Linked DNA regions of Homo sapiens: regions 1 and 3 are each linked to region 2. The links are chromatin loops, found by intact Hi-C in ENCODE. Cell type or tissue: sigmoid colon. All regions are shown on one strand. Each heading gives the region's core, and the rest is flanking DNA. Links, peaks and the distances in the headings are about the cores only. Region 1 overlaps CEP112 (centrosomal protein 112). Region 2 has its middle 160 kb from the start of RGS9. Region 3 overlaps CEP112 (centrosomal protein 112).

The links. A loop is a pair of places that touch in the nucleus more often than their neighbours do. Peaks named below come from ENCODE experiments on the same cell type or tissue, not always from the same donor. Only the 100,000 strongest peaks of a DNase experiment are listed, where the experiment ranks them.
Region 1: a loop joins it to region 2, with 2.5 times the contacts of the local background. A loop is called at or near these places in 18 of 110 quality-filtered maps.
Region 3: it touches region 2 in a loop (8-fold over the local background); 74 of 110 quality-filtered maps call a loop at or near these places.

What each region holds. Positions count from the first base shown.
Region 1 is chr17:65,979,316-65,990,332 of GRCh38, reverse strand. The region is part of intron 17 of CEP112 (centrosomal protein 112); the gene reads left to right. Among named protein-coding and RNA genes, the nearest start is that of CEP112, 210 kb to the left of the region's middle. In sigmoid colon, for the core only: no CTCF peak of the experiment used is centred there; no DNase peak of the experiment used is centred there.
Region 2 is chr17:65,288,536-65,299,552 of GRCh38, reverse strand. No RefSeq gene overlaps it. Among named protein-coding and RNA genes, the nearest start is that of RGS9, 160 kb to the right of the region's middle. In sigmoid colon, for the core only: a CTCF peak has its summit at 5,197 (motif pointing left); a DNase peak (open chromatin) is centred at 5,182; H3K27ac peaks cover 1,224 bases.
Region 3 is chr17:66,159,379-66,170,395 of GRCh38, reverse strand. All of the region lies in intron 4 of CEP112 (centrosomal protein 112), which reads left to right. Among named protein-coding and RNA genes, the nearest start is that of CEP112, 27 kb to the left of the region's middle. In sigmoid colon, for the core only: a CTCF peak has its summit at 4,659 (motif pointing right); no DNase peak of the experiment used is centred there.

The DNA.
Region 1 (11,017 bases), core at 3,343-8,342, 690 kb before region 2:
AGTTTTGGTTCCTGTGATGGTTCTTTTTATACATAGTTGTTAAAATTTGGTGTTTCTGTTGAGGGGAAGAATCACTTAAGCTTCTATTTAGCCATCTTGCTCTGCCCTACACTCTATGCCTTTTTATTGGAGAATTGAGTTCATTAACATTCAATGTTATTATTGATCAGTAAGGACTTAAATATTATTATTTTGTTGTTTGTGTTCTGGTTGTTTGGTAACTTCTCTTTCCCTTTCTTCCTTTATGGTTACATGATTTTCTTTGGTGGTATGTTTTAATTAATTGCTTTTTATTTTTAGTAAATCTATTATAGGTTTTTGCATTGTGGTTACTATGAGGCTCACAAAAAGCATTTTATAGCGATAACAAGTTATTTTAAAGAGATGAAAATTTATCTTAGATCTCAAAGTATAGGAAAAAACAAAAAATGAAAAAACTTACATACTTTATCTCTCCACATTTAGACTTTATGTTGTCTCAATTACACATCTTTATATTGCCCGTCTCTTAACAGGTTCCTGTAGGTAGTATTGTTTTTTATAGGTTTGTCTTTTTGGCTTCATACTAGAGTTATGAGTGAATTGCACAGCACAGTTAACAGTATTAGACTATTCTGGGTTTGTTCATATACTTAATTTTACCAGTGGGTTTCTTACCTTCAAATGTTTTCTTTTTGCCCGTTAGTATTTTTTTCTTTCTAATGGAAAAACTCTGTTTAGCATTTGTTGTAAGATGGTTCTGGTGTTGGTGAATTCTCTCAGCTTTTGTTTGTCAGGGAAAGACTTTATTTCCCCTTCATATTTGAAGGATAGTTTTGCTGTATATAGCATTTTTGTATGACAGTTTTTTTTTTCTTTCTGAACTTTGAAACTGTCATCCTGCTCCCTCCTGGGCTGTATGGTTTTCCCTGAGAGGTCTGTTGCCAAATGAATTGGAGCTTCTTTAAATTATTTGCTTCTTTTCTCTTGCTCCTTTTAGGATTCTCTCTTTGTCTTGGCCTTTGAGTGCCCAATGTTTATAGGCCTTGGGATAGTCTTATTTGGGTCAAATCTGTTTGGTGTTTTCTTTTTTCTTTCTTTCTTTTTTTTTTTTTTTTTGAGATGGAGTCTCACTCTGTCTCCCAGGCTGCAGTGCAATGGTGCAATCTTGGTTCACTGCAAGCTCTGACTCCTGGGTTCATGCCATTCTTCTGCCTCAGCCTCCCAAGTAGCTGGGACTACAGGTGCCCACCACCACACCTGGCTTTTTTTTTAATTTTTTTGTATTTTTAGTAGAGACAGGGTTTCACCATGTGTCAGCCAGGGTGGTCTCGATCTCCTGACCTGGTGATCTGCCCGCCTCAGCGTCCCAAAGTGCTGGGATTACAGGCGTGAGCCACCACGTCTGGCCCTGTTTGGTGCTTTCTTACCTTCTTGTACCTGGACATTTATCTCTTTCTTAAGTTTTGGAAAGTTTTCTTTTATTATTTCTGTGAATAAGCTTTCTACCTCTCACTGTTTCTCAACTCCCTCTTGGACACCAATAATTCTTAGATTTTGTCTTCTAAGATAATTTTCTGTATCTTGTAGGAGATCTTTTTTTCTCATTCTTTTTTCTTTTTTCTCCTCTCAATGTGTGTTTTCAAGTAGCCAGTTGTCAAGCTCACAGGTTCTTTCAATGCTTGAACCATTCTGCTATTGAGAGTCTCAAATGAATTTTTCAGTTCAGCAAATGTATTTTTCAACTCTAAGATTTGTTTGATCTTTTAACAATTATTTTAATTTCTTTGTTAGATTTCTCTGATAATTTATGAATTGCTTTTCTGTGTTATGTTGGAGATCACTGAGTTTTCTTAAAAATGCTATATTGAATTCTTGGTCAGAGAGTTCACATATCATTTCATACTAGTCAGTTGCTGGTTCCTTGCTCTGTCTCTTTGAGGAGTTCATGGTTCGTTGTTTGCTGTTGTTTCTTGAGGATGTTCATCTGTGTCTTTGCATTGAAGGATTAGTTATTTATTCAGTTTTCCTTGCCTGACTTGTTTTGTTTTTTATTGGATATGTTTGCTTTAGTGATTCATTATAATTGATTTGTTGATTTCTTTCTTTCTTATCTCGCTAGATCACTGCCTCCTTTTTGTCACTAGATGGCACCTTAAGCCCAGGTTTTGCTTGGTTCTAGTAAACAATCAGAGTGCCACCTGTCCTGAATATGGAAAGTCCTAAATGGGATATCCTAGTAGTGTGGGAAGGCGGGTTAGGAGTTTGTGCCTAGGGGACCTGGGCTGTTGAACAGTCACTCTGATTTGGTGTCTTTTTTGGCCAAGTTACAGAACAGAGTTTCCAGGACTGAGAATGATAGACTCACCTCTCCCTTTGTCTCTGGCTATCCTCAGGAATATTTCTCCCTTCAGGAACTCACAATGTTTCCTGTGGCTTAAGGCAGAGACAGGTCCTCTGCCAGGGAACCCAATATGTTGGAGAAGCTGGTTGTCCACCTTGATCTTTTTCTAGTGTGGAAACTCTGGGTCGAGGGGAAATTTTCTGTATGCCTGGGCAGATTGGAGGGGAGGGACATTGTATACATGGAAGTGTGGTTCTCCTACTCTCTGCTCAGAGTTGTTTTTTACTTCCCTGTGGTCCTGGGAACTGCCTCATTCTCATATTTGAGTTCTGTGATATTGCTGGTGATAATCTCAGTGCTGTCTGTTTGTTTTTGGTTTTCTGTGTGGGAGAGTGAAGCCAGCTTCTATGCCGCCATTTTGAAACCAGAAATCTGAATCAGATGTAATTCTCTTTTTTTCTGTTTGTGCTAGGATACAGTAAGACATCAACATTTTAAATTTTCCCTTAAAAAGTTTAAGCTTAGTTTATTTCTAATATTGTTTTCCTTTTTTTAGCATTTATTTTCCATTTTCACTTTTGTAGCTCTTTTATCATTCTTTCATATTTCTAGTTTCTTTCTCATATTTTCATGTGTTGTTTTTGTCCTCTGAGTATATGGGATGGTTTACAACATCACTGATTTGCATTTTTGCTCTTTGCCACTTCCATTATGAATTTTTATTGTGCTCTGCATTTTTGCTTCTTTTCTATTTTTCATCTTAATCATATCCCCTTTTAAATATTATTCTGTTCTCTTTTTGTCTTAGCTAATTCTTAAGATTTTACCTTGTATTTCATAGAGACGGTCTTCTTTACGATTCCTCATACTTTTCTGATATTTTCTTCTGGATATTAGATTATTTTGATGGTATATTTTTATTCTGTGTTTATAGGATGTTGTTCTTTTCCCCTGGTTCTACAATAGCTTTTAGTCTCCAACTGGTATTTTTTTCTCATTACTCAATAATGAATAAGGGAGATTTTGTAAAGTCTTGGTGTTTCGTTTATTTAACAAACACTTGTTGAGCTCTCACTGTTTGTACACTTTTCTAGGGACTTTCTGATATTAGTCTACTGTGTATTTTGGGTATGGATTGTCTTGTGTCTTCTCCATGTCAACTTGTATAATGGTCATATTCTCTTGAAGATTTTCAGGTGGATAAAAACATTGGTCAGCTGCCAGTGAAGTTCCCAGTTTCTAGGATTATTTTACCTGTAGAAACTCTGCTTTACTAGTGATATATCTTTTTATAACTTATATTATAAGTCTTTGATTTTTTGAATGAAATAATGAATCGTATAGTTCTCAGTATGTTTTGAACTCAGATTGTTTTCCCTCTTTTTGTGTCCAAGTATATTCCTTTAGCTGTGGAGATGATGGCTCCCTACATATAGTACACCAACATCATTTGTACTTTACTTTAATCCGATGCATTTTGGGAGTTGCTGGCTCTGAATGATTGTGTGTGAAACACTAGTAGATGTTAGAAAAACGTACCACCATGGAAGGAAAAAGCATTATCATAGAAGAATCACACATAGTAAATATTTTGATTTTTTTCAACACAGAATCTTTGACTTGAGGGAGGTAGAATGTGTCTTCCTATATAATTTTTCTTAGGTTCTGTTTCCTGAAGCTAATTTACATTTGCTTTCAGGTAGATCTGTATAGATATATTTTTAATTAGTCTATTTCCATGTACTTTATAGTTGTTGGAGATTCTGCCCAGGTTCTTTCACTGTGTTTTCTGTTTATCTGAGTTATTACTGTTCTTGCGATGTTTTATTTTTTTTCCCCCTTTCTCTTTCTAGGTATTTTAGTGAGCACTTGGGGGAGACTATTGGAGAGATGTTAGCCAGATATCATTTTATCTATGAAACCTAGAGCTATTCTTACTGAGATTTTTTGATAGGATTCTTTTTGAAATGTGATCTATTACTTCAATTCTCTTTACAGTTGCATAATGGATAAGTTTAGGATAAGTCAGCATCATCACTTTTGGAATAAATTATCGTGATTTGCTGTAGATTCAATCACAGATTAGTTTGTAGGCCTAAACTCTAAATGCACACTGACCTTTCCATTACTTTGAAACTTGATTTCTTAAAAAAAAAAAAAACAAAAGCCCTTGATCTCAGCTTGCTTTGTGGTCTTATGCCTCATCTTCAAGAGGATGGAGTGAGGCATGCAGAGCTGTATGACCTCCTGAGCAGTGGAACACGGTTAGCTTTCTACAAAATTAATAAGTGAATCAAAGACTGACTCATGATCTCCCAAATGGTTTTTCTTTTACTCCAGAAACATCATCATTTTCTCTGTTGTCATGAACGGTTCTTTGATTTTTCACACCATTGAATATATGCTTTATTAATATAGTAGACCATAGACAACTTCTTCTGAAGCTTTTATCCCTTAAAAAATTATTCCTGGCACCATTTGTTCATGGAGTGTATAGTAAAACCTTAGCCATCACTTTTAGACTGACAAGTGGTCCTCCTCTACCTCTCCTGTCATCCACCACTAGTTAGATGTAAAAGTGATACTACTTCTATTCTTGTGACTCCAGGCCAAAATATTGTTTCTGGTTTCATTAATGTTCTTCTTTTAAACTCTTGCCTTCTTGTATTTTGTTAATTTATAGGGTGTTTTCTTTGTACCAATCCTTCCACCAGTTCTTTGCTTCCTCTTACAATTATTGCATCTTCCTCCATTTTGAAGTCTAATTCAGGGCCCTCTTGGTATCTCTTAACTACATTGGTCCTTTCAACACTTAGACATGAGTAAGTATCCATCTTAAAACTTTTTTCTTAATCTCACTCCAACCCCTTCAACTGCGGCTTCTCTCTCTTTCTTTGCTTTTATATTCAGGTTTCTTTAAGGAGTTATTTTACTCATTGCCTCAGATTTCTCATCATCTACCTTCAAGCCAATGCAGTTTGGGTTATTCCCTGATGTTACCAAAACTTCTCCTCCTAGGGATACCAGTGACCTCCAATCTGGATTTTGTTCAGTCTTTCTTCCTCAGGACATTTTCTTCTTCATTTTCTGTGGCACACATTCTTTTGGTTTTCGTCATCCCTCTTGGTCTTTTTTGCATGTTCATCCTACTCTTGTCTTACTCTAGATTATTTCATGAGACAATCCAGTTCGAAAGTATAGCTTCAGTAACTATCATTCTGTGCCATCCTTACAGCAATGCTATACAAATGTGTATCTTGGCCTTGGGCTATTTGCTTAATTTTCTTTATGGCACTTATTAATATATGATATTTTAATATTTTTATGTATGTTCCAATTTTAAAATTCTACTTTAAAATTTGTGTTAGGCAGAGTTCCAGGATTGTGTCATATAAGCCATTCCTTTCTTTCATAATATTCTCCTGTAGCTTACTCTTATCTTTGCTGCTTTTGTGCTTTTTTTCTTGTCTGTTTTGTCGGTCTTCTGTTCAGGTTCAGGCTTTCCAGCAGATGTTATAAATTCCTGGGCTGCAGGTTGAGTCATCTGCATATATATTTAGTTTGGCCTGTGCAACGTTTCGAAAATTTTCAATTAGTTGCCAACATTATAAAATCAGAAGATTTCACATAAATTTTAGATTTCTAGTTTCTTTTGAACTATGTGAGATCTGGCACCACTGACCCCTGCCTTGTCAAGGCAACAAGTGGAACTGATTGGTTATATTAGAAGTCACAACTGCCTTTAAAGTATCACTGTCATAGAGACAACATTTTATGTTCTCTGTGCAATCAAATTAGAAATCAATAATAAGCAGCCAGTTTAAAAAAAACCCTTGGATTTAGGTTTGGAAATGTAAAATTGTATTTTTAAATAAGTTATGGTTAAAAAGAAAATCACAATAAAATTGTCAAATATTTAAAACTGAAAGATAATGATAGCATTACTCATCAAATGTTGTAGAGTATCTTAAATTGGTATCTAGACTGAAATAAGCTAAGCCTTAACCTCAAAACACTAGATAAAAAGCAACAAAGTAAGTGTGAAAAATATAGTAAAACTAAGAGCAGAGATCAGTGAAATCAGAAACACAATGTAGAGAGATAACAAAACCAATTTAATAAAATAAGTGAACAAATTAAACAGGTCTCTGTTAGACTGGTCAGGAAAAGCGGAGAAAAGACTGTTAGTCTCCATTTTCTCTGATTCCTTTATTTCATTTTGCATTGATATAAAGGAATACCTGAAGCTGGGTGATTTATAAAGAAAAGAGGTTTATAGTTCTACAGACTGTACAAGAAGCTTGGTGCCAACATCTGCTTCTTGTAGGACCTCAGGAAGCTTTTACTCATGGTTAGAAGGTGGAGGGGGAGTAGGTATGTCACAGAGCAAGAGACGGAGCAGGAGGGAGAGGAAGGGTTGCCACACTCTTTTAAACAACTATCTCTGGCATGAACCAATAGAGTGAGAACCCACTCATCACCAAGGGACTGACACCAAGACATTCATGAGGGAGTCACTCCCATAAGCCAACACCTCCCACTAGGCTCTACCTCCAACATTGGAAGGTCACATTTCAACATGATATTTGGAGGGGACACATATCCCAACTATATAAAAGACTAAAAGGCAAAAATTAAACAACATTAAAGGAATATAATTACATGGCGGGCGTGCGGTCTTTGGTTCACTGTCCTCATTTTTGTTAGTTGGCCCCTGTAGGCATTTGAATTTGGACTCCTGCTCCACAGTTACAGCTACAGTCATTTATTTTTAAATTGAGGTAAAATTTACATAACATAAAATTGACATTTTAGAGTAAGCAATTCAGTGACATTTAGTACATTCACGTTGTTGTGCAATGACTACCTCTATTTAGTTCCAGATCACTTTCATCATCACAAATAAAATCCTATACTTATTAGGCAGTGGATTCCCATTCCCCGCCTTCTGTCAGATCCTCCTAACCACCATTCTGCTTTCTGTCTCTAGGGATTTATCTTTCCTGGATATGTCATAGAAATGGAATCATACAATATGTGACCTTTTGTGTCCGGAGCTACTTTCACTTAGTGTAATGTTTTCTAGGTTCATCTACAGTGCAGCAAATATTGTCACTTCATTCCTTTTGATGGCTGAATTATATTCCATTGTGTGTATATACCATAGTTAGTTTACCTACTCAACTATTGATGGCCATTTGGGTTGTTGCTACCTTTTGGCTATTGTGAATAGTGCTGCTATGAATATTTATGTATAATTACTCGCTTGAGTACCTATTTTCAATTATTTGTGTATATACCCAGGAGTGGAATTGCTGGGACAGCTTACTGTTTGTATACTTGGCTTTCAGTATTGGTCTCCAAAATAATACTCTGGCAGTTGGCACACACATTTCCCTTTTACCCTAATTGGAACTGCAGCTATCGCCCACAAAAGGAGAAAAGCCATTGAAAATTATTTAAAGGGTTTCCAGGCACTTGATAAAAATATGTTTTTCTAGTGGGCTAGTCTGTTCAAGAATTCAAACCATCAGTTGAAATGTTGTCTGATAATCATAGAATTATAACTAAGAGAATTGTGTGTTCTTAAATGGTGTTTCTATCTAGTTAGGATAAGCAGTTAAGTTGGGCAAGTTGCCCTTCTCTACTTCGGGGATATTTTGCCTGTATGTCTTATGCCAGCTATCATAAAGCACATTTTTCTCTGCTAATCAGTACCAAAAGCACTCTGACGAATTTTTACCTTCCATATCCATCCATGTATAGTTATTATCATAAAAAATAGCATATAATTGGGTTGTTTGTAACACAAAGGATAAATGCTTGAGGTGATGGATACCCCATTTCCTCTGATGTGATTATTACACATATTAGGCCTGTATTAAAATATTCCATATACTCCATAAATATATATACCTATTATGTACCTACAAAAATTAAAAAGAAAAATATTTAAAAATATATAGTAAATAAAAACACCATTATCTTATACCCAGAAAGTTACAATAAATCGTTAGGTTGTTATACTTGCTGGCCATTTTTACTATGTCAGTATTGCCATCTTTTCCTGTAGCAGCTCATTTATGTATTTATTTTAAATTTTTTTATATATTTGCAAATCCAAAAAATAGTGCCAATCACAATGATAAATGAAGTTTTACAACCAAAACATGATTGAAGGCCAAGGTAGATGGATCACTTGAGGTCAGGAGTTCGAGACCAGCCTGGACAATATGGCGAAACCCCGTCTCTACTAAAAATACAAAAATTAGCTGGGCATGGTGGCGCATGCCTGTAATCCCAGCTAGTTGGGAGGCTGAGGCAGGAGAATCACTTGAACCTGGGTGGTGGAGGCTGCAATGAGCTGAGACTGTGCCACTGCCTTCCAGCCTGGGTGACAGAACAAGACTCCATTTCAAAAACAAACAAACAAAAAAATCAAAAACCACGACTGAGAAAAGATCAGCCATACCGAAACAATACTTCTTCAACCTCAATTAGGTTCACTTTGGACTTAAGCCTGTGTGTTAAATTTTAAAGGAAGAAAGCAAAATTAAATAGTGCTCTGAAATATAGGAAAAACATCTTCCATGTTGGTGACTTCTCATAGATATGTTGGCTATTAGCTATCGAATATGCTGGTTTCTTCATAGAGACTCAGAAAATAAGTTTCATAAGTAATAAATTTCCATAAGTTAACTGTTAATCTGGTACTAATTTTAATAGTAGATCTCTTCCTAATGGTGTTCCCAAGTTATATCCTGAACACAGTGGCTTGTATACCCTATAGATTTATTCTTCCATATAGTAAAATTACCCAGGAAGTTAGAAGATCATGAACTAATATGTAGAGATGGAGAGTGCAAGGGTGTATGTGAAGAAACCTAAGAAGATGGCCGGGCGTGGTGGCTCACGCCTGTAATCCCAGCACTTTGGGAGGCTGAGACGGGTGGATCACCTGAGGTCAGGAGTTCAAGACCAGCCTGGTCAACATGGAGAAACCCCTCTCCATGTTCTACTAAAGACATTTCTTTAATAGAAGCGTCACTACTAAAAACATAAAAATTATCTGGGTGTGGTGGCCGGCACCTGTAATCCCAGCTACTTGGGAGGCTGAAGCAGGAGAATCACTTGAACCTGGGAGGCAGAGGTTGCAGTGAGTGGAGATCGTGCCACTGCACTCTAGCCTGGGTGACAGAGTGAGACTCTGTCCCCCTCAAAAAAAGAAAAAAAAGCTGAGAAGATGAGCCAGCTGGAACAGAAAGCGCAGAGCCTGGTGGTACATTTTGAGGGAGACCTTAAATTCCCCCAAATGGTCAATGGTTGAAGAATTGGTAACAGAGTATATGATCAAAGTGACATTGGAGAAAAGCTTACTTCCCTGAATATTTCTTGCCAATAAGCTAAGTTTTGAAGGAAGGGACAGAAAATAAACTGGTGGAGGAGAGAGAATTTTCCAACCAGAAGGAATAACATGTTCCAAGGGCATGAGTCTGATGCCATATTAATGTCCAAGCATGAGGTTAGAGGTACAGCAAACAGACCTAATTTTCTGGAAGAAAGATTTTGTCAGATTATAATAAACAATAGATAAATAAATGTCAAACATTTCTATCCTTCAAAAACTTGTGTTTATTTCCTCATTGAATTTCCTTTATTCCTTCCTAAATCATAGTCCCTGAAGTTTGATGTCATGAATTTTAACAATGGTCTTTTAAAACTGGTTACTGTTAAAGCCTGAATCCTCAAGTTTTTTATTACTTGATATAAAATTTATTCATTTTAGTTGTAGAATACACAAATGTCGAGGGACTTTGAAGAAACAGTAATTTGAACCATATATCTCTATTCTTAGTGAAAAATGAAAACGCCCCAATGGAGTTTTATGTGGAGTAAACTAGGTCTGGAAATGGTCTGTATCGAGAGACCTAATGGCCTTTTGATGTCTGATTCTTTGATTTGGCTTTTTCTTTTTTAATGGGGTGTTATGTGATTATAATTAGAAACATTTTAAGTTCTTTACTTGGTAAGTTAATTGTTCCTTAGCTTGCTTTATTATGACGAAATCGTGTAGTTTAGAATGGTGATAGCGTTTGAAACTATTATTAATAGTTTCAAACTATTTTTTACCAGAGGATGTTCCAATTCATCATGCAAGGTTTATCTTACCCATATTGGGTACTCATTCATTTTGCAGGTTGTGGCTATGATGTGACTATATGTTTATTATATATTAAAGATGTTTCATTTTAATAATTTTCTAAATTTACTGGGAATATAATAGTTTGCTTTTCTTGTAACTGGAATCGTTATGTTTTAAGTTGAAAATAATAGCTAAATTACTAGAAGGCAATAACAAGAATTTACATTCTTTTCTGGTAGGCACATTTAAGGTATTCAGTTTTGTATTGATATAATAATTTGTGTGATACTGAGAAAAGTTATCCCTACCATTTAGAAAGAGCCTAAGGCCAGACACAGTGGCCTCACACCTGTCATCTCAGAGCTTTGGGAAGCTGAGATGGGAGGATTGCTTGAGGCCAGGAGTTCAAGACACGCCTGGGCAACATAGTGAGACTCTATCTTTACCAAAAATTTTTTTAATAAAAATAGACCCGCGTAGAGGTGTGGACCTGTAGTCCCAGCTTCTTGGGAGGCTGAGGTGGGAGGATTGCAGGAGTTTGAGGTTATAGT
Region 2 (11,017 bases), core at 2,661-7,660:
GGGTGGGGGGAGGAGACACACAATTGAGCCCACAACACCTGAGGTAACAGGGGGAGTGATGATATTACATTGTATAGGGCACATTGCTGAACCCAAACCTGGTGACAGCTCAATGCCTTCAGTCATTTAAGGAGTTTTTGTTGTTAACAATCACCTGCAAATTTCATGCTGTACTGTATGACATGAGGCTACATTTTTAAAGGGTACTTGTAGGCTGGGCATGGCAGCTCATGCCTGTAATCCCAGCACTTTGGGAGGCTGAAGTAGGAGGATGGCTTGAAGTCAGAAGTTCGAGATTAGCCTGGCCAACATAGCAAGACTCCAACTCTACAAAAAATAAATTTTAAAAAATTAGCCAAGTGTGGTGGCAAGCACCTGTGTTCTCAGCTGCTTGGGAGGCCTAGGTGGGAGGATTGCTTGAGCCCAGGAGTTCAAGACTGCAGTGAGCCATGATCGTCACTACACTCCAGCTTTGGTGACAGAATGAAACTCTAAGATCCTGTCTAAAAAAAAAAAAAAAAAAGGACACCCATAAAAACACTTGCTGTTGGAGATGTAGTCTGAAGCATCTTCTGCACCCATCACTCCCTAGTGTGCACCCTAGCCTGCACCCATCACTCCCTAGTGTCCCTAGCCTAGAGTCTGTAGCCTGCACCCATCACTCCCTAGTGGAATGAACTCAAGCTAGTTACATAACTTCTCTTCTGGGCCTCCGCTTCTTCATCTGAAAGGCAGGGACAGTCATAGGACGGTCATGACAATGAAATGAGATAACCACGCCAAGTACTGAGAAAGCTGGGAGCATCATAAGTTCACGATCAAAGTGAACGATTGGTTATTGCTTCCATTTGACCCTGCAAATGAAAGCTGCAAGTGGCAGGAAAACCGAGGCTAACGTGAGGTTTGTGTGGTTCATCTCTGAATTTGGGTGCTTCAGACTCTCCCTCGCTTTTTCCAGGCAAACCACTTCCAATTCCTTTAACCTTTCTTTACAGGGCCCAGTTTCCAGCTCTTTGATCATTTTTGTGTCTCCTGCCTGGACATCCTCCAGCCTCTCCAAGCCCTTTTAGGAGGGAGTGACACAGACTCGACTCAGCAGTCTAATAAGGGGCTGACTGATGTGAGACTTGAGAAGGGGGATGACTTGGGGGCCACAGCATGTCATGGGCCTTTTATGTGTGCGGAATCCAGGGAGCTTTGAAGAAGGCAAGGCGCTCTGTTGACTGCGACCAGATGCCCTGGATTTTCCAAAACGAGTTCTTCAGAGATGGCTCAGATTTCAAATATTCTATTTGATTGTCCCCATAAAACAGTAAAATGTCACAGAACTTCTAACTTTTCTGCTTCCCACTGCGGACTCCAGAGTGCCTCTAACACATGGACGTGACACCAAAGTGTTCCCCTAGCCTGGCAGGGGGCAGATGACATCCTGATGTGGTGAGGTCACACGATGGCAGTCCTGGAATGGGAAGGTTGTTCTGATTTCAGAGATCCTTCCATTATGCAAACCAGAAGTTGTAGCTCATGCCAGACCACTTTGTTAGGATTCTGTATTCAGACAATGGGATCCTGGGGACGATCTTGCTCATGTGTCCCTGGTCCATGGACTTTGATCCTTACCAGGTCTTTTTTTCCTAAACCTATGCCTGGCACCAAGCCTTATCTCGAGGTCGGTTACCTGGTAGGGGTTCACCTGGTAGTTGCTGACCAACTGGAAGCTGGTCCTGCCTTCATTCTAAACATATGGTGGCTGTTTTTAGCCCTAAATATATCACCTTATAATTGCACTATTGAATTTCATCTTGTTTTTGTAGGGCCATGTTTTCAATTTGTCATGGTTGTTTTGAATTTTATTCTTGGCTCTCTGAGCGTGAGCCACCCCACCACATTTAGTATCATGTGAATATCTGATGAACACAGCCCCATCCTTTTGTTGTTAAGTCATTAGTAAGATAGGTCCCAACAGTTAATCCCCAGAGGAGTGGCTTTCTTTCAAGTAGATGCCTCATCACTGATTATGCAATAAAGACCCAGCTTTCTTTTGGGCTCTAGACACATATGTTCATTGTAGAACATTCACAAAGTACAGATAAGCATAAGAAGGAAACAAAAACAATTTGTAATCCTACCACGAAGACACTAATGCTGTCATTTGGTATGGATCCTTCTTGTTAAATATATACATTCATCAGTATAGATTAAGTGGCATAGATTGTACTGTGACATGCTTATTTGCAGACCTGATAATATAGCATGATCCCAGAGCTAGTTATTCACACTTGACTGCCATAAAGACATTCTGAAATCAAAAGTTCTTATATGTAATAAGAACTTTTAGATTGATTCTTAAGGTTCTGCATCCTTAGATTCAACCAACCACAGACTGAAAATGTCTTTTAAAAATTCAAAATAACAATACAATAATAAAACAATTTTTTAAAATAATACACCAGGTGCAGTGGCTCACGCCTGTAATCCTAGTACTTTGGGAGGCCGAGGCAGGCAGATCACGAGGTCAGGAGTTTGACACCAGCCTGACCAACATGGTAAAACCCCATCTCCACTAAAAATATAAAAATTAGTCAGGTGTGGTGGCGCACGTCTGTAATCCCAGCTACTCAGGAGGCTGAGGCAGGAGAATCTCTTAAACCCTGGAGGCGAAGGTTGCAGTGAGCCGAGATCGTGCCGCTAGAGATGATTTAAAGTATATGGGAGAATGTGTGTAGGTTACATGCAAATACTACATCATTTTATATAAGTGACTTGAGCATCCACATATTTTAGTATCCATGGGAAGACCTGGAACCTATTCCCTATGGATACTGAGGAACAATTGTATTGGTAATCCCAACTATATTCCATGAATACTAGCTCCATGAGATATTCCAGGAAAACAAGAGTAGCATGGTTTATTCCTTTGAGAAATGCTTTTCCCTATACTGGTGTCTAGGAAAGTCACAATGTGTGTAGACATATTAAATGCTCTGAGAAGTCCTGCAACTTAAAAATCTATTAATTTTTAAAGTCACAATGTGTTTAGACATATTAAAGACTCTGAGAAGGCCGAGTGTGGTGGCTCACGCCTGTAACCCTAGCACTTTGGGAGTCCGAGGTGGGCAGATCACTTGAGGTCAAGAGTTCGAGACCAGCCTGGCCAACATGGTAAAACCCTGTCTCTACTAAAAATACAAAAATGAGCCAGAGATCACTTGACTTGGGAGATGGAGGTTGCAGTGAGCCGAGATCGTGTCACTGTACTCCAACCTGGGCAACAGAGCAAGACTCCTCTAAAAAAAATAAAATAAAATAAAAAAATTTAAAAAAAGGCTCTGAGAAGTCCTACAATTTAAAAAAATCTATGTAAATTTTTTTCTAATTCAGCATTCCCCAAATGTAATAATCCATAAGATCCTGTTTCTAGAAGAACCTATGACTATTCCTTTAAGAAACATTTGGGGAAATACTGTCATAGATTATATCTTGACATCAGGATGAAGAGTAATAGTAATTTCTTAAAGTATTTAAACTCAGGAGACCCGGTCCCTCCTTCGCTCTTAATGAGCTTATGACCTTGATAATTTTCTTTTTTCTGGGTTTTGGTTCAGCAAAGTGATCAGATTCCCCTTGTAGCCCCAACCTTCCACGTTTTCTCCTTAAGCAAAAATGAATGTAAATGATTTGGCTGGGACAGTGTGGTCTTTACAACATCATTTGGTTATTCCCTCCTGTCTCACAGTAATAGTCCTCATTTATTTAGCCCTTCACACATACTAACTCATTGGATCCTTACAACACCCTCATGGGGGGTAGTAGGCACTGTAGTGGTTGAAGTCACTTGCCCTACAGCCACATAACCAGTTATAGCCTTAGTATTTATTTAGCTTAGGGACAAAGAGCTGAGGCCTTTACTATAGCAGAGCTCCTGCTCTTTGTCCCTAAGCTACATCACCCCTGTGTCCCTTAGATAGTTGGTGTTCAATTCTAGCATCTTCTCAAAGAAGGCTAAGCCTGCTGGCCATTGGCTAACAGGCTGGTCTGCTCTCATTTCCTTCTTCAAAGCTGAGCAGTCATTTGCTGCTTTCCATCATTGGGGATCCCCTTGTCATCTATGATGCCACTAAAATAATAGCTCCACCCTGACTTGTGCCAGTCCCTTAGGGACCCCTTGAGTAACATCACCACAGGTCCTGCTGGTTTGAATAGATCTGGCTTCCAAGTTTTCCAGCTGCTGCTTTTTTTTTTTTTTTTTTTTTCTGAGACAGAGTCTCGCTCTGTTTCCCAGGCTGGAGTGAAGTGGCATGAACTCGGCTCACTGCAACCTCCGCTTCCCAGGTTCAAGAGGTTTTCCTGCCTCAGCCTCCTGAGTAGCTGGGATTACAGGTGCCTGCCACCAAGCCCAGCTAATTTTTGTATTTTTAGTAGAGACGGGCTTTCACCATGTTGGCCAGGCTAGTCTTGAACTCCTGACCTCAAGTGATGTGCCCGCTTCAGCCTCCCAAAGTGCTGGGATTACAGGCATGAGCCACCGCACCCAGCCTCCTCTTGCTTCTTTAAGGGGGGGTGAGGAGCGGGCAAGTGGGGCAGGAGCCACGCAAGTTTGCACCAGCTTCTCCTGAACATCTTGTCGAATTAATAAGAAATAACTCAGATGTACTGAGTGCTTACTAGGCGGCAGGCACTATTCATGTGGACTCTCACTTAAATAGCCCAACACCTCTATGTGGTAGTAGGGTCTTCAATTATAGATGAGTGAGTGGCAGCAGAGAGGTTGAATCACTTTCCTAAAGCCCCACAGCCAGTAAGAGCTAGAACTTCAGTGCAAACCCAGCCCCAGCCCTTCCTCCAGGGGCTGTGTACTGAACTCCTCTGTAAATCCTGCCTGCCCTCAGCCTTTTCCTCCCTCCCCACTTCTCCCCACCTTTCCCCAGCGGGAATTGCTCCACCTTCCAGCTCCTCTTCCACTGTGCAAACCTGCACTTGCCCTTCCCTCCATCCCTTCACACTTGGTCCTGCCTGCCTAGTCTTCGCTCCTCTCCCAATCCCTAAAATGCCCTCTCCTGCTTCCTCCCAAGAAGACAGTGCCTGAGGAACCCCCAGAGCCTCCCTGAGCAACCTGGGTAAGAGCTGAAGGCCTTATCTACGTCTGCTCTGGTGCGAGTCCTCGAATAGTGTGTGATGGAGACACCTACTGGCTGCTCTGAGCACAGGCCCCTGGAAACCCAGGAACGTGGCTCAGGGCCCCCATTCCACCGAGAGCCTGGTGAGCAGAACCATTTGGTAGAGTTTCCTGTGGGTTCTTCGCTGCTTTTAGGCCAAGCTGGACGGGTCCCTAAAAAAGGCCTGGGAGGACCTTCGTCTTCCTCCTGTCCTGCCCTGAACACAGAAGCAAAAGGGAAGGGGTAATTTTGACGGCAAAGCACCAGCCCCCTGCACGAGGCTGATCCCAGCTTGGCAAAGTTGCCAGGAAGGCTGGAGGCAGGGCCATTCACAGCCAAATAAACGGAGGGTGGCTTTTCTGTAATGCAAATAGAGAGAAATAACCGCTTAGGGCAGGTTGATTTGTTATTTGATGTGGGGCGTGTGATTCTGGAAGGCCCACCCTCCTGGGCACGCTGTCTCTCCTCCCTCCCTTTGAATCAGGTTTACAACTCCTCATCCAAGGCTGGCACCACTTGATGCAGAGAAATGAGGCCCCCATTCTGGTTAATTGCCATCATTTGCCGGTTCAAATAATGAGCGACAAGTTGGATGCAGAAGAGGGGACAGCCGCTTCGTAGGAAATCACTAACCTAAAAGACAGCAAAGGAGATTGTTCCTCAGATGTGCTGCCAAAGACTGGGGGCCACCATGGCCAGCAAGACCCCTATCAGCGGAGGGAAGGACATTTGGGCTGGGCCCGGCCATGCATAGTTGTGGTGGACAGCTGTCTCTACCAGAACCAACTCCCATTGGATTTGTTCTTCTGAATGGGGGCCGCATTCCCCATTAAACTAACTAAGAAATATTTCTGAATCCACAGATGTGGCATGTACAGTGTGGAGGTTTTAGGGAATAGCAAGAAGCTTAAATAGATCACCATCTCTCTCCAATGTGGGAGGATGATCCCTCACTTTAAAATACGCTCTCTAGTTATTCCAGTGAGTATATTCACATAAGGCAAGTACTTTACAAACTTAATAAGCAGTGTTTACAGAAGATCTAAAACACACAGAAGTCTTTCAGACATTTGAAGAGTGAAGAAGAGCTAAAGAAATGAAAAACATTAGCCAGGCATGGTGGCTCAGGCCTGCAATCCCAGAGCTTTGAGAGGCTGAAATGGGAGGATCACTTGAGCCCAGGAGTTTGAGGCCGGCCTGGACAACACAGTGAGACCCCATCTCTACAGAAACATTTTTAAAATAGCTGGGCATGGTTGCTCACACCTACAGTCCCCGCTACTTGGAAGGCTAAGGAGGGAGGATTGCTTGAGCCCAGGAATTCAACAACAGTGCACCCTGATCACTCCACTGCGCTCCAGCCTGGGCAACAGATTGAGACCTTATCTCTTTAAAAAAATTAACTGAACAAAGATGCAAAGCTAAGGAGTGATACAGTCTATTAAGATCAGTTTGATACCAGAGTGTCCTCAAGACAATTGGATGAACGTTCCCAATTAATTGGTGCCGACATGTCCTAAAGATAAGAAAGGTCACCATGGAAACCCTGAAGGCTTCTGGGAAGAAGAGGGATTTAAAAGGGTCCTAACAGGTAAATAGGTTTTGATGGGCAGAAATAAGGAGGGCAGGATGCCAAGTGAGGAAGAGGCGAACAGTGCAAGGAAGTGTACCCATTTGGTTGGAACAGGAAGTAAAGCCCGTGATGATGATGGCCTCCTGAAGGGGGATTGTGGCCAGTTTGCAATGGGCTTTGAAGCTCCAGCGAATGAGTCAGGGCTTCCTCCTCCGGGTGTCACGAGAGAGCCATCGAAAATTGTTAAAGAGGGGTGAATAGGATTAGAGCAATGCGTCTGGTAGTTTGCAGAAAAGATGAGAGTCAGGAACAGTGGTTGAGAAACTGATGGAGCGGTACCAGGGTGGCAAAAACAACAGGACCGCGTGACCGGGTGGCACAAAATGCAGATGCCCATGGGACAGGGGTGTGACCAGTTAGTGTGGAGGAGCAGGCTGATTGAATCCTTCCTCCTTAGTGCTTTTGATGGGGTGAAATTTCAAAGACCATCTTTCCAAAGACCATCTTTTTAAAGATCATCTGAGGATGATCAGTAAAAATCTCAATTTAGGGGCTGGGCACAGTGGCTCACGCCTGCAATCCCAACACTTTGGGAGACCCAGATGGTTGAATCACTTGAGATCAGGAGTTCCAGACCAGCCTCACCAACACGGCGAAACCCCGTCTCTAGTAAAAATATGAAAAGTAGCCAGGCTTGTTGGTACACGCCTGTAATTCCAGCTACTCGGGAGGCTGAGGCAGGAGAATTGCTTGAACCTGGGAGGCGGAGGTTGTAGTGAGCCAAGATTGTGCCACTGCACTCCAGCCTGGGTGACAAGAGTGAAACACTGTCTCAAAAAAATAAATAAGTAAATAAAATGAAAAAATCTCAACTTAGAGTGCCAAGATGCAGCAGAAGTTTCTCTAGGAATTGGGGAGGGGAAAGGCTAGGGTAAGAGAGAGGCAGCCCCAGGAAACTGACTTCACAATGTTGCCTAAAGGACTAATACAAGTGGAGGAGAGCTAAATCAGCACTGCCCAGTAGAGATCTAATGCAAGGAATGCATGTAATATTTAGCCTTCTTGGAGCCACATTTTAAAAAGTTTTAAAAAGAAACAGTTGAAGTAACATATTTTAATTAGCACAATGTATCCTGAATATTCTTTTTGACGTGTAATCAATGTTTAAAGATTATTATTGAGATCTTTTACATTTTTGTGCACTAACTCTTTGAAATCTGGTGTATAATTTACACTTAGAGTACATCTCAGTTTGGACCAGACACGTTTCAAGTGCTCCAAAGTTGCATGTGGGCCGGGAGTGGTGGTTCATGCCTGTAATCCCAGCACTTTGGGAGATGGGCGGATCAGCCGAAGTCAGGAGCTCGAGACCAGCCTGGCCAACATGGTGAAACATGGTGAAACCCTGTCTCTATTGAAAATACAAAAATTAACCAGGCATGGTGGTGGGCACCTGTAATCCCAGCTATTCAGGAGGCTGAGGCAGGAGAATCGCTTAAACCTGGGAGATGGTGGTTGCAGTGAGCCGAGATCTCACCACTGCATTCCAACCTGGAGGACAGAGTGAGACTCTGTCTCAAAAAAAAAAAAAAAAAAAGTCACATGTGGCTAGTGGTGACTGTATGAGAGAACACTGAGCTAACCTCTACAGTGTTGTTTCTCAAACCCAGGTGATTTGGCTCCTCTCAAGGACATTTGGCAATGTTTAGGGACAGTTTTGGTTGCACAACTTGGGATGAGGGGTGCTACTGGCATCTTGGGGGTAGGGAGCAGGGATGCTGCTGAACATCCTACAATGCACAGGACAGACCCCTACAACAAAGGATGATCTGGCCCCAAATGTCCATAGAGGCAAGTCAGAGCTCCACATAATGCTAGAGGAAGCGAGTGCCCCATGCCGTGTGGTCAGGGAGATGCCACTCAGACACTCCCACTGGAACCCAGGTCTCGCCTCAGACAGGGCAAGTTTCCAGGCGCCAGTGTCAGAACTTCCTGGTGCTTTGTGATATGGCACGGACTACACCCTGATAAGACAGATTGTGTTTGTAATGATTTTAGTCCTGCAATTACTCTCACTCCACCCCACCCAAACCTCAGCATTGCAATTGCCACACAGTGTAGTTCCCATGCAGGGCAAGTGTTCAATGAAAACGATGTGAACAGTACCCGCTACAGTTGTGCGGTATACAACCTATGCAACTGTACCTGGCAGCTTCACTCCCAGAAACCAGGGGATCATGCCTCATCATCACAGCAGACCTTCCTAGTTTTCTTCTTGGCAATGCCCATGTTTAGAAGCCACAAAGAAGTAGAGCAACTGATGGCCGTGCATGTACTAGAAGAAGGCTTTCACTGTCAACTTGAGGGCTGGGCCTTAACCAGAAATTGAAAATGCTACTGAATTTCTACCCAGGGTTTCTTCTTTTAAGACAGGGGCCCTGGTCTTTTTATAAGGACAACCTTTCCTTCCTTTGTTCCTTCCTTCCCTTCCTCAGAGTGTTTATTGTAGTGCAAAGTTATGCGCTAATCAGGGGGTTGGGCTAGGCCTCTGTGCAGATAAGGGCAGAAAGATCATTGCTGGTTGCATGACATCTGTGCAGGAAATCAAGATAAACTCCTACTGTAAACAGCAAACTTTTCAGTAGAACCAGTTCAGTTGATGTTAACAGGTGAATCCAATTAAAAACAATCCATCATCAAAAAATAAGAGATGAAGCAAAGTATGTATATAGCATGGTGATTATGAGCACTCACTCTGGAGCCAGCCTTCCTGGATTAGAACCCAGGCTTTTCTACTTGTTAACTGTATTACCTTAGACAAGTTACTTAACAGCTCCATGCCTCAGTTTCCCTATTTGTGAAATGGGATAATAATTCCTAGCTCAGAGGGTTGTAGTAGGAATGTTAACAAATTAATACATGTAAAGTTCTTAGAATCCTGTTTGTCATTGAGTAAGTGTCCAGTAAACATTACCTTATAAGTTAAACAGGTGTTTGGGTTTTTTTTCCACCGCAGAACTTCTCAGGGCCTTTGACGTGCTTATGGGCATTGCAACCTGCCCTCTAGGTGAGGAGCAGGGTAAAGTATGTACGATTCCTAATCTTTTTTTTTCTTTTCTTTTCTTTTTTGAGAAGGAGTCTTGCTCTGTCGCCCAGGCCGGAGTGCAGTGGTGCAATCTCGGCTTGCTGCAAGCTCTGCCTCCCGGGTTCATGCCATTCTCCTGCCTCAGCCTCCCAAGTAGCTGGGACTACAGGCGACCGCCACCACGCCCAGGTAATTTTTTTTGTATTTTTGGTAGAGACGGAGTTTCACCATGTTAGCCAGGATCTTGATCTCCTGACCTCTTGATCCGCCTGCCTCGGCCTCCCAAAGTGCTGGATGATTCCTAATCTTATTTGACCACTGTTTTGGACTGGGCCCTCTAGAAAGCAAAGCCTGAAAAAAAAAAAGAGATGAAAGCCTGGCACTTTATTTGCAAGATACAAGCCCAGAGCAGCGAGGTGAAGAAAGGGAAAAGAGAGCAAACTGAAATGGGAAGCAGTATCACAGTGCCGTCTTTACAACGAGGCTGCTCAGCAGGTATGCTGGCTGAGCCTACAGGATTTCTCCCGAATGTCTACGAGGAGGCAAAGCACTCCAGAGTTTCCCCACTAAAGAAAGAGGGAAAATATATGTGTCCAGCTCCTTCCCAGGTCCCATTGGTCAAATTTCCCTCCACAAGAAACTGACTCCATCTGGTTGTGTCATCTGGTTCCTTTGTAGCCACTCCAAATTCTATATCTGAAGGTATGAGCTTCCATTGAAGTCTAAAAGAGAAAGAGTGTCCCAGCAAGGTGGGACACCAGCCTAGAGGGAGGAAGAAAAGGATAGTGAAGGGAATCTGAGCAGACACACGGGTTCATGTTCATGTCTACTACAACCATGGAACTATTCAGAGGAAATCTCTTAGTAGGTGCCCTGAAAAATATGCTTAGATCTGCCTGGAATGGCTCAGAGGGCCATACTCCTGACCCCTCACCTTCCAGGAACTTACAGCTGGGGATGGGAGTGAGAGGGACGGATGGCAAGCAAACAGAGCATTGCTTCAATAAGAAAAAAGGTGATGTATTTCTGGGGAATCCGACCTAGTCTGGGGAGGTCAGGAGGTGATGTCTGATGTGGCGAGGATGGGAGACACGATATGTTTTGGGAGAATCTGACCTGGTTTGGAGAGGTCAGGAGGTGATGTCTGATGTGGTGAGGCTGGGAGATCAGTAGAATGTAGGCGCTAGAGTGAAGGCAGGGTGG
Region 3 (11,017 bases), core at 2,005-7,004, 870 kb before region 2:
GACTTAGATCTCATGCATGTATAGTTTGGTTAATTTCATTTAGATCTACAATCATGAGCTATATCAATATATATTATCTTTCTGATCAGCCTTCAGATACTTACCATGGAGGTCTGATAAAGACCTTAATTGTCTTGTTGGTGGTCTTCATGATCCTCCTTCTGGTGTTCATACCCTTATATAATCCCCTCCCCTTGAGTGTGGGCAGGTCCTGTGACTTGCTTCTAACCAATAGATTATGGCAATGGTAATGGGATATTATTCCCAGGATTACATTACTTCATCTTGCCAGTAGACTTGCTGTCATTCCGTTTGCTGGTTTTGGAAAATGCAGCTGCCACAAATCATACATGAATCAGATAGCCATAAGGAACGGAATGCTGCTGACATCCACACAAGTCGGGAAGTGAATCCTTCCCTAGTTGAGCCTCTAGATGAGAACCCAGGTCTGGTCCAATCATGATTGCAGCCTTTTGTGGCCCTAAACAGAAGACCCAGTTCAGCTGTGCCTGGACTTCTGACCTGCAGAAACATGAGAACATTTATGTGTGTTGTTTAAAGCTGTTAAATTTGTAATAATTTGTTATAAAGCAATAGATGACTAGTACAGTCTTTATCCTCATTTTGGAAAAGTATGCAATCTATATATATAATACATGTTTATAAAAACCTCAATATAGAAATATTTAGAGTAAAAAGTCACAATCCTTCTGTGTCCTCTTTATCCCACTTTGGAGTGGTAATCACCATTAACAATTTTGTGCATATCATTTTACAATAGACATCCACACCTATATAATTAAGAAATTACAGGCCGGGTGCGGTGGCTTATGCCTGTAATCCCAGCTCTTTGGGAGGCCAGGGCGGGCGGATCACAAGGTCAGGAGTTCGATACCAGCTTGGCCAATATGGTGAAACCCCGTCTCTACTAAAAATACAAAAAAATTAGCTGGGCATGGTGGTGGGTGCCTGTAGTCCCAGCTACTCGGGAGGCCGAGGCAGGAGAATCGCTTGAACCCAGGAGCCAGAGGATGTAGTGAGCTGAGATTGCACCACTGCATTCCAGCCTGGGTGACAGAGTGAGACTCTGTCTCAAAAAAAAAAAAAAAAAAAGAAGAAATTAAAAATTGGCTCATAATGTACATACTGTTCTGAGACTTGCTCTTTTTTTTACTCAGCTATGTCTTAAACCTGTATCATGTGGACTTCTAAATTACAGATAATCCATAATGTGGATATACTATAATTTAATCTGTCTCTTCTGCTTTTAATTTTTTATTGTTATAAAGAATGCCTGAGTTTACATCCTAGTAATCCATCATCAGGCACCTTATTTAAAAATGCACCCAGGGTTTGTTTTAATCAGACATTATACGATGACAGACATAGAGACAAGTTGCCTTTGAAAGAAGAGTTTATTTCTCACAGTTTCCAAGAGGAGGGAGGCATGCCACACCATGCAGGCCATGTGGAGAAGCACAAGGGTTGGTCAGGAGGCAGAAGTAGCAAGGAGAAGCATGGGTGAGAGCCTTTTTATATAGTGGTGGGATGTTCCCTATTGGACAGAAAGTGAAATACCGATGTTGGGGTTTGTAGTTGGAGGGTTTGTAATATAATTTCCAAGTGCCCACAAAAAGACAGGAATGGTAAGGATGTGGACAACTTTGGCTGTTAGTTTGGTCCATGATTTCAAGATGCCAAATTATCAGTTAGAATATCAAGAAGGATTATTATATGCCTGCATCTGTTTTGGGCTATTATGGACTCCTAGGTGAGAAATTGCTTTGTTGGTGGAGTTATTAGTTGGTTCAACATCTTGTGCAATGGTTAAAAATATATATATATATACACACACACACACATATATACATATATATACACACACATATATACATATATATACACACACACATATATACATATATACACACACATATACATATATACACACACATATATATACATATATATACACACACACACACATATACACATATATATACACACACATATATATAGGTTATTATGGCAAGATCTAATAGGATAAAGTTAAAAAGAAGTACATAAAGTATAGGAAGCTTCCGTTTGTGTTTGTGTATATGTGTTTTAGAGGCTCTGTGGATACATATGTGTTCGTGTGCAGGGAATCTTTCTGGGTACCACACATGAAACTGTTAAAGGTGGTTAGCTTTAGGGATTTGGACTAGTTTGGAGTGTACATTTAAAAACGTTCTTGTAAAAAAAATGTGTCTATGGTATTTCTAATAATCACACTCTTATTTTGATAGATACTGTTCAGTTGCCTTCTGAAATATCATCTTGTTAAAATGTTTGTGCATACACATTGCAAATTAATAAATTTGTATAACAGATATATATACATTTAAACATAAAAATAAAAAATTTTCTAGTAAATAAATGTTTGTGGATTCCACTTGTATTTCTAATTTGTGAAAGCAGAGGCCAAGTGAGGCAAGTCATACCATTTATGGATCTCCTACTGCATGCTAGGTACTGTTCTAGAAATCTTTTCCAAGTCATCAGATTGAATCCTCTCTATAGTCCAGTGAGGCTGACATCATTGCCCTTTTGTATTTATAGACAAGATAACAGCTTCAGGAAAGTCCAGTGACTTTTCCAGTGATGGATCCAATATTGGAATGCAGGGCCTTATGATTTCACACCCATGTTCTTTCTAGTGTATCATATAGGCATAAGTACTTTATGCAGCAAATATGGAAATTTCAGTTTTATCTGTTTTTTTCCACTTGTGCTGCGTCAGCAATCCTGGGCAGCTATACCTTTGTTTTTGGTTATTTCTAGGTTGAGCTGAAAGAAAGCAGTTTGCCTTTGTTCACATTCCACTTCTGACACTTGGCAACCATCTGTCCTCAGGCAAGTTACTTAATTTCTCTAAACCCCAGTTTCATCACTCGTAAATGGAGATAGTGGTAGTACTAACTTCGGGGTTAGTACTACCACTATCTCCATTTGCAAATGGAGTTGTAAGGACAAAGTGAAATAAGACGTGTAGAGCCCTTGACAGAGGGCCTGTTAAGTGTTAGCTGCGGCTACCACCATCATCACTGGTATGGTGATCATTATTGTAATAGTTCATCAGGGCCTTGCTTGTTAGATTGTTTGACCATGCTTTTGCTTCCCTAATTACTAATCCTCCCAAAGGGTATTATCTTAAAGTCTGTTGGTCATTAATTATTTTCAGTTACTAAAAGTCATTTTGTATTCCCTGAGAAAAATAAATTATGACTCTGCAGAAAGGTTATGATTGTAAGTATGAATCCTGCACAATATCAAAATAAAGAATGGTAATTCTATTTTAAAAGAGGCTTTATAGGAATCTTTAAACAATGTAATAGGCCTCTTTTTCAAGGATAGAAGGAACACACAGTGGCTGGCCTCATTGTTTACATTTTTTCACGCCATATATTTGAAGCTGCCTAAGTAACTGTGTGTTTTTTTTTTTTTTTTTTTGAGATGGAGTCTTGCTCTGTCACCCAGGCTGGAGTGCAGTGGCACGATCTCGGCTCACTGCAACCTCTGCCTCCCGGGTTCAAGCGATTCTTCTGCCTCAGCCTCCTGAGTAGCTGGGATTACAGGCGTGTGCCACCACGCCTGGCTAATTTTTTTATTTTTATTTTTAGTAGACACGAGGTTTCATCGTGCTGGCCAGGCTGGTCTCGAACTCCTGACCTCAGGTGATCCCCCTCCCTCGGCCTCCCAAAGTGCTGGGATTACAGGTGTGAGCCACCGTGCTCGGCTGGTAACTAATATTTTGATTTTAGTTCACATCATCTATATATTCTTCATGCTTTATCTCAAAGAACACAAAAGTAATAGGTTGTATTCTTGCTTTACAATTCTGTGAAAAATGTTTTGAAGCTTCTTGTTAATGGCTTGTAGTAATTTTATGTCTTTTCAGTGAAGTATACGTGGTCTGGTAGCTTATCACCAAAGTGCAGTGAGGTTCTGGGATAGGGAAAGATGTAAAAAAATGATTTAATAGCACTTATTATTTTTACTGAAAACTTTGATTAAAAGTTAGGGTAGGGTGAAGAGGAGTAATGTTAAATAAACCCTGACCTTTAAACACTGCTTTACAATGGAAGAAACACGTTGCTTCTGCTTATTTGAGAGGAATTTATTGATGAAAAAGAAGGCATTTAATTAGGTGCCATTTTATTAGGAGCCTACACCAGATTGCTTAGGATTTCTAGGAGAGTGCAAATAATTATTATTAACTACCTACTATTTTTACCATATCAGATTTAGGCTAATTTTATATAAATTATATTTATCTTTTAACTCATGTTGGGTCATCTAAATAATACATGTGTTCATACCTGTAAGAAAGAACTTGGAGAATAATTATCCTATTTTAAATAATTATAGAGGACTATAGTTTTTACATCTTTGCTTTAATGAGATTTTGCCATGGGTTATTTGATGCTAGATTTTAGTTTGGAATGAAGATTCTAATTATGGTCCTGCCCTTATGGAAAATGTGACTTGCTTTATAATGATCCTCTTTATGATATGGTTTTCCAGGAATGCATTGTGGCAAAAAGCTGGGATTCTGTATGTCTTACCCCAATATAGCTAGCATTTCATTTGTGTGTGCAGTTTAATAACATGGCCAGCAGATGGTGATCAAGTATAATGAAAACCCACTTGTGGTTGAAGAAGTTAATCTATGTGAGCAAACATTTTTCACTTTAAAAATATTGATTTAATTTTTTAGTCTGGGCATGCAAAAGAATCTTTTTACTTTGTTAAACTCCACTTTTATATGTAAATGATACTATATAACATTATAAATTGCTCCTCCTGAAATTGTTGGATAATTTAGCAAGGAGCCAATCAATACCTTTCCTTCTTAGTAAAACCTTCTTAAATATTACCTGCCAAAAGTACATTCATTTTATTTGTGAATAACCCTGATGTTTGGGCAGATATGTGTTCTACAGCAGTACTGTTCAATAGAACTTTCTGATGGTAATGTTCTATAGGCGGCACTGTCCAATACAGTCGCCACCAGTAAACGTGACTATTGAACACTTGAAATGTGGCTGGTGTGATTGAAAAACTGAATTTCTAATTTTAATTAACTTAAATAGCCACATGTGATTAGGGGCTACTGTGTTGGGCAGAACAGTACCAGATCCGAATCTTCTGCTTGGCCATTGCAAAACCTGACTGACCAGATGGAGAGCTGGTGGCCTGTTCTCTGTCTCGGTGGGGATGTGGGGTAGGAATGGGGACTAGGGCTTGGGTGCTGGTGCATAGAAACTGGCTCTGCCACATGGGAGACCTTTCTTCTGTGCTTACTTGCATTTCACGGGCAGCTCCCTTTTTTGGTGATGATCACCCATGATCAACATCTAGTTGCTCTTGGTCAATTTCTGCTGTCAGAGGAGCTCCTACTAACAAAAAAGAAACTGTTTATAAATAAATATACACACACACACACACACACACACACACACACACATATATGTGTGTATATATATATATATTTTTTTTGAGATGGAGTTTCACTTTGTTGCCCAGGCTGGAGTGCAATGGCACGATCTCGGCTCACCACAACCTCTGCCTTCTGTGTTCAAGCAATTCTCTGCCTCAGCCTCCTGAATAGCTGGGATTACGGGCGCCTGCCACCACGCCCAACTAATTTTTGTATTTTTAGTAGAGACGGGGCTTTACCATCTTGGCCAGGCTGGTCTTGAATGCCTGACGTTGTGATCCATATGCCTCGGCCTCCCAAAGTGCTGGGATTACAGGCATGAGCTACCATGCTGGCCATTTTTTTTTTTTTTTTTTTGAGATAGAGTTTCGCACTGTCGCCCAGGCTGGAGTGCAGTGGCGCGATCTCCCCTCACTGCAACCTCTGCCTCCTGGGTTCAGTGATTCTCCTGCCCCAGCCTCCCGAGTAGCTGGGATTACAGGTGCCCGCCACCACGCCTGGCTAATTTTTGTATTTTTGGTAGAGACGGGGTCTTGCTATGTTGGCCAGGGTGGGCTCCAACTCTTGACCTCAAATGGTCCTCCCGCCTTGGCCTCCCAAAGTGCTGGGATTACAGGCGTGAGCCACTGTGCCTGGCCAAATCTGACTAATTTGACAATCTTTTATACAATGGACACTTGCTGATAGACACTTAACCTTGTACTCTAGAAATAGGACTGCTACATAAATGAGAAGTGAAAACTGCTTGTTAGAGTACACAATAAAATACAACATTTCACACATATAAAACCTCTTAGCTACTCATTAATTTTCAACATTAATGTGCTAATTAAATGTCACTCTTAGGTATTTACTAAGATGAGGCCAAGTGGCAACTATTTGTAACTGGGATGGAGCAGCTTTGAAAATAATGGTCCTTGGGCCATTTAGGCTTTTTTCTCCCCCAGTAAGTCAGCTTTCTGACAATTTAGTCACATTTCTCTTTTTCTTTCTTTTAATGAGTGAGGCTTTGTAATGACATCTTTTAATTTCACAAGTTTCTGTTTGTCAGGTAATATTGAACAGTTTGGGTTGTCCTTTTTAATAAACAAAAATGGATAACAGCTTATATTTTAACATTTAATTTTAATGAAATTTAAATATTGAGTGTTCTAAGTCAGAGATATATTAATAAACAATGATTTAAATGTACGATTTTTAAATTTGTTTTTATTTTTAAGTTTTAAAATCAAGTGTGCCATTTTAAAGTAAGTAGTTGGAAATACGAAGTCTTAAAGTGTTTATGGATCTGTGCTCACCTTTTTCTAGTTTTGTTAAGCATCTCATTTTTTTTCATTTAGTTTTCTTTTTCTTTCTAATAAAGTTCTTTTTGAAAAATTAAAATAAGTATGTTGTGGATTTTTGGAAGTTATTTTCATTTTTTAATTTTCAGCATTATTTGATACTTTACTGGATTATTAATTGTTATTTATTTTTATGTTTCATAAGTATATTTAGTAATATACCCAAAGAAGACTGTTCTGCAGATGGTATATAACAATATTACCTGCTGCTCAGATAAATGAAAAGACAGAAAATCAGAAGTTCTCATTTTGGTTTTCTGATAATTTGTAATTCAGTAGTTGTATTACTCTTAAAATATTTTACAGCTGTGAAACATAGCATGCATGCAAAAAACATGTACAGTGCATAGGTACACTTTAAAGAGCCACTAGAAGATAAGCATTTCTATACTTTCAACCTAGCCAATAAATAGTATATTACAGTTCTCCAGAAGACCGCTGGGTACCCTTCTCCGATTGCCTCTTCCCTTTGCTTGAGAGGAAATTACTGTCCTGTATTTTGTGTTAATCAGTTATTTACCTCTCTATTTTGAATTTCATGTAAGTGGAATCATACTGTATATATTATTTTGAGACTTGCTCCTTTAACTCATCATATTTTTCAGATTTATCCATGTTAATAAATATAGCTATAGTTCATTCTTTGTCTTTTGGTAAAATGTTAAAATCAAAATACAACACACATACAACAAGACACATCAAAGTGTAAAGCTTGATGAAGTTTTACAAAATGTATATATCTGTGAAATCTCTTTCCAGGTCAAGATAGAGAATATAGCTACCTCCCCAGAAACTCTTTCTTGCTCTCTCCCAGTCATTTATCACCTCTTGAAGAAGGAACCACTATTCTGTATTATGTTACCATAGATTCGTTTTCATTGTTTTTGATTCATAAAGCGTGTTCCCTTTTGTTTCTGTCTTCTTTTGCTCAACATTATGTTGTGAGATTGATCCATGTTGTTGCATTTAGCAATGGATTTTTAAAATTATTGTATGAATATATCACAATTTATATATCCATTGTACCATGGTTGGACTTTTGGTTTTTGACATTACAAGTGATTCTACTGTGAATACTCTTTTACATGTCTCTTAGTACACAAGTATACACATTTTTTTGAGTGTTGACTTAGAAGTGTAATCATAGTAGGCACTGCTGATAAAATTTCTCAAAGTGGCTGTACCAGTTTACATTTCCACTAGCAAGATTGAAAGTTCCCATGGCTCTCCATCCTTGCTGAAACTCGGTTTGTAAGTTTTTAATAATTTTAGCAATTCTGGTATGGCAGATGTATAGTTTGAATTTGCATTTTCCTTCATGACTAATGATATCAAGATCTTTTTTAATGTTTATCGATGATTTGGATATCCTCTTATGTGAAGTTTCTGGTTGAGTCTTTGATCTTTTTTAAGTATGGAAAAAATGGTTTGTCTGTCTTTTCACTGTCGATTTGTCTTTGTATATTCTGGATACTAATTCTGTGTTGAATATATGTATTGCAAATATCTTTTTTCACTCTGTGGCTTGCATTTTCACTTTCACTTGTGTCTTGGTCCATTTCGTGCTGCCGTAAGAGAATACCTGAGATTGGGTAATTTATAATGAACAGAATTTATTGACTCACAGTTCTGCATCTGATTTTTAAGAAAATTATACTTTAAGTTTTTTTTTTACAGTGTAATGTGATATGTATTTACTTATTTTTAAATTCGTGCAGAGTTTTTTTATTCTTTTTTTTAATATACTTTAAGTTCTGGGATACATGTGTAGAATGTGCAGGTTTGTTACATAGGTATACACATGCCACGGTGGTTTGCTGCACCCATCAACCCATAATCTACATTATGTATTTCTCCTAGTGCTATCCCTCCCCTAGCCCCCAATCCCCTGACAGACCCGGTGTGTGATGTTCCCCTCCCTGTGTCCATGTGTTCTCATGTTCAACTCCCACTTATGAGTGAGAACATGCGGTGTTTGGTTTTCTGTTCTTGTGTTAGTTTGCTAAGAATGATGGTTTCCAGCTTCATCCGTGTCCCTGCAAAGGACATGAACTCATCCTTTTTTTTATGGCTGCATAGTATTCCATGGTGTATATGTGCCACATTTTCTTTATCCGGTCTATTATTGATGGGCATTTGGGTTGGTTCCAATTCTTTGCTATTGTGAACAGTGCAGAAATAAACATACGTGTGCATGTATCTTTATAGTAGAATGATTTATATCCTTTGGGTATATACCCAGTAATGAGATTACTAGGTCAAATGGTATTTCTGGTTCTAGATCCTTGAGGAATTTCCACACTGTCTTCTGCAATGGTTGAACTAATTTACACTCCCACCAACAGTGTAAAAGCATTCCTATTTCTTCACATCCTCTCCAGCATCTGTTGTTTCTTGACTTTTTAGTGATTGCCATTCTAACTGGTGTGAGATGGTATCTCATTGTGGTTTTGATTTGCATTTCTCTAATAACCAGTGATGATGAGCTTTTTTTCGTATGTTTGTTGGTGGCATAAATACCTTCTTTTGAGAAGTGTCTATTCATATCCTTTGCCCACTTTTTGATGTTTTTTTTTTCTTGTAAATTTCTTTAAGTTCCTTGTGGATTCTGGATATTAGTCTTGTGTCAGATGGATAGATTGCAAACATTTTCTCCCATTCTGTAGGTTGTCTGTTCACTCTTATGATAGCTTCTTTTGCTAGGCAGAAGCTCTTTAGTTTAATTAGATTCCATTTGTCAATTTTGGCTTTTGTTTCCATTGCTTTTGGTGTTTTAATCATGAAGCCTTTGCCCATACCTATGTCCTGAATGATATTGCCTAGGTTTTCTTCTAGGGTTTTTATGGTTTTAGGTCTTATGTTTAAATCTTTAATCCTTCTTGAGTTAATTTTTGTATAAGATGTAAGGAAGGGGTCAAGTTTCAGTTTTCTGCATATGGCTAGCCAGTTTTCCCAACACCATTTAATAGGAAATCCTTTCCCCATTGCTTGTTTTTGTCAGGTTTGTCAAAGATCAGATGGTTGTAGATGTGTGCTGTTATTTCTGAGGCCTCTGTTCTGTTCCATTGGTTTATATATCTGTTTTGGTACCAGTACCATGCTGTTTTGGTTATTGTAGCCTTGTAGTATAGTCTGAAGTCAGGTAGCATGATGCCTCCAGCTTTGTTCTTTTTGCTTAGGATTGTCTTGGCTATGTGGGCTCTTTTTTGGTTCCATATGAAATTTAAAGTAGTTTTTTCTAATTCTGTGAAGAAAGTCAGTGGTGGCTTGATGGGGATAGCATTGAATCCATAAATTACTTTGGATAGTATGGCCATTTTCACTGTATTGATTCCTCCTATCCATGAGCATGGACTGTTTTTCCATTTGTTTGTGTCCTCTCTGATTTCCTTGGGCAGTGGTTTGTAGTTCTCCTTGAAGAGGTCCCTCAGATTCCTTATAAGTTGCATTCCTAGATATTTTATTCTCTTTGTAGCAATTGTGAATGGGAATTCACTCATGATTTGGCTCTCTGTTTGTCTGTTATTGGTGTATAGGAATGCTTGTGATTTTTGCACACTGATTTTTGTATCCTGAGACTTTGCTGAAGTTGCTTATCACCTTAAGTAGTTTTTGCGCCGAGACAATGGGGTTTTCTAAATATACAGTCATGTCAGAGACAATTTGACTTCCTCTCTTCCTATTTGAATACCCTTTATTTCTTTCTCTTGCCTGATTGCCCTGGCCAGAACTTACAATACTATGTTGAATAGGAGTGGTGAGAGAGGTCATCTTGTCTTATGCCGGTTTTCAAAGGGAATACTTGCAGCTTTTGCCCTTTCAGTATGATATTAGCTATGTATTTATCATAAATAGCTCTTACTATTTTGAGGTACATTCCATCAATACCTAGTTTATTGAGAGTTTTTAGCATGAAGGGGTGTTGAATTTTTATTGAAGGCCTTTTCTGCATCTATTGAGATAATCATGTGGTTTTTGTCATTGGTTCTATTTATGTGATGGATTACATTTATTGATTTGCATATGTTGAACCAGCCTTGCATCCCAGTGATGAAGCCAACTTGATTGTGGTGGATAAACTTTTTGATGTGCTGTTGGATTCGGTTTGCCAGTATTTTATTGACGATTTTTGCATCGATGTTCATCAGGGATATTGGTCTGAAATTTTCTTTTTTGGTTGTGTCTCTGCCAG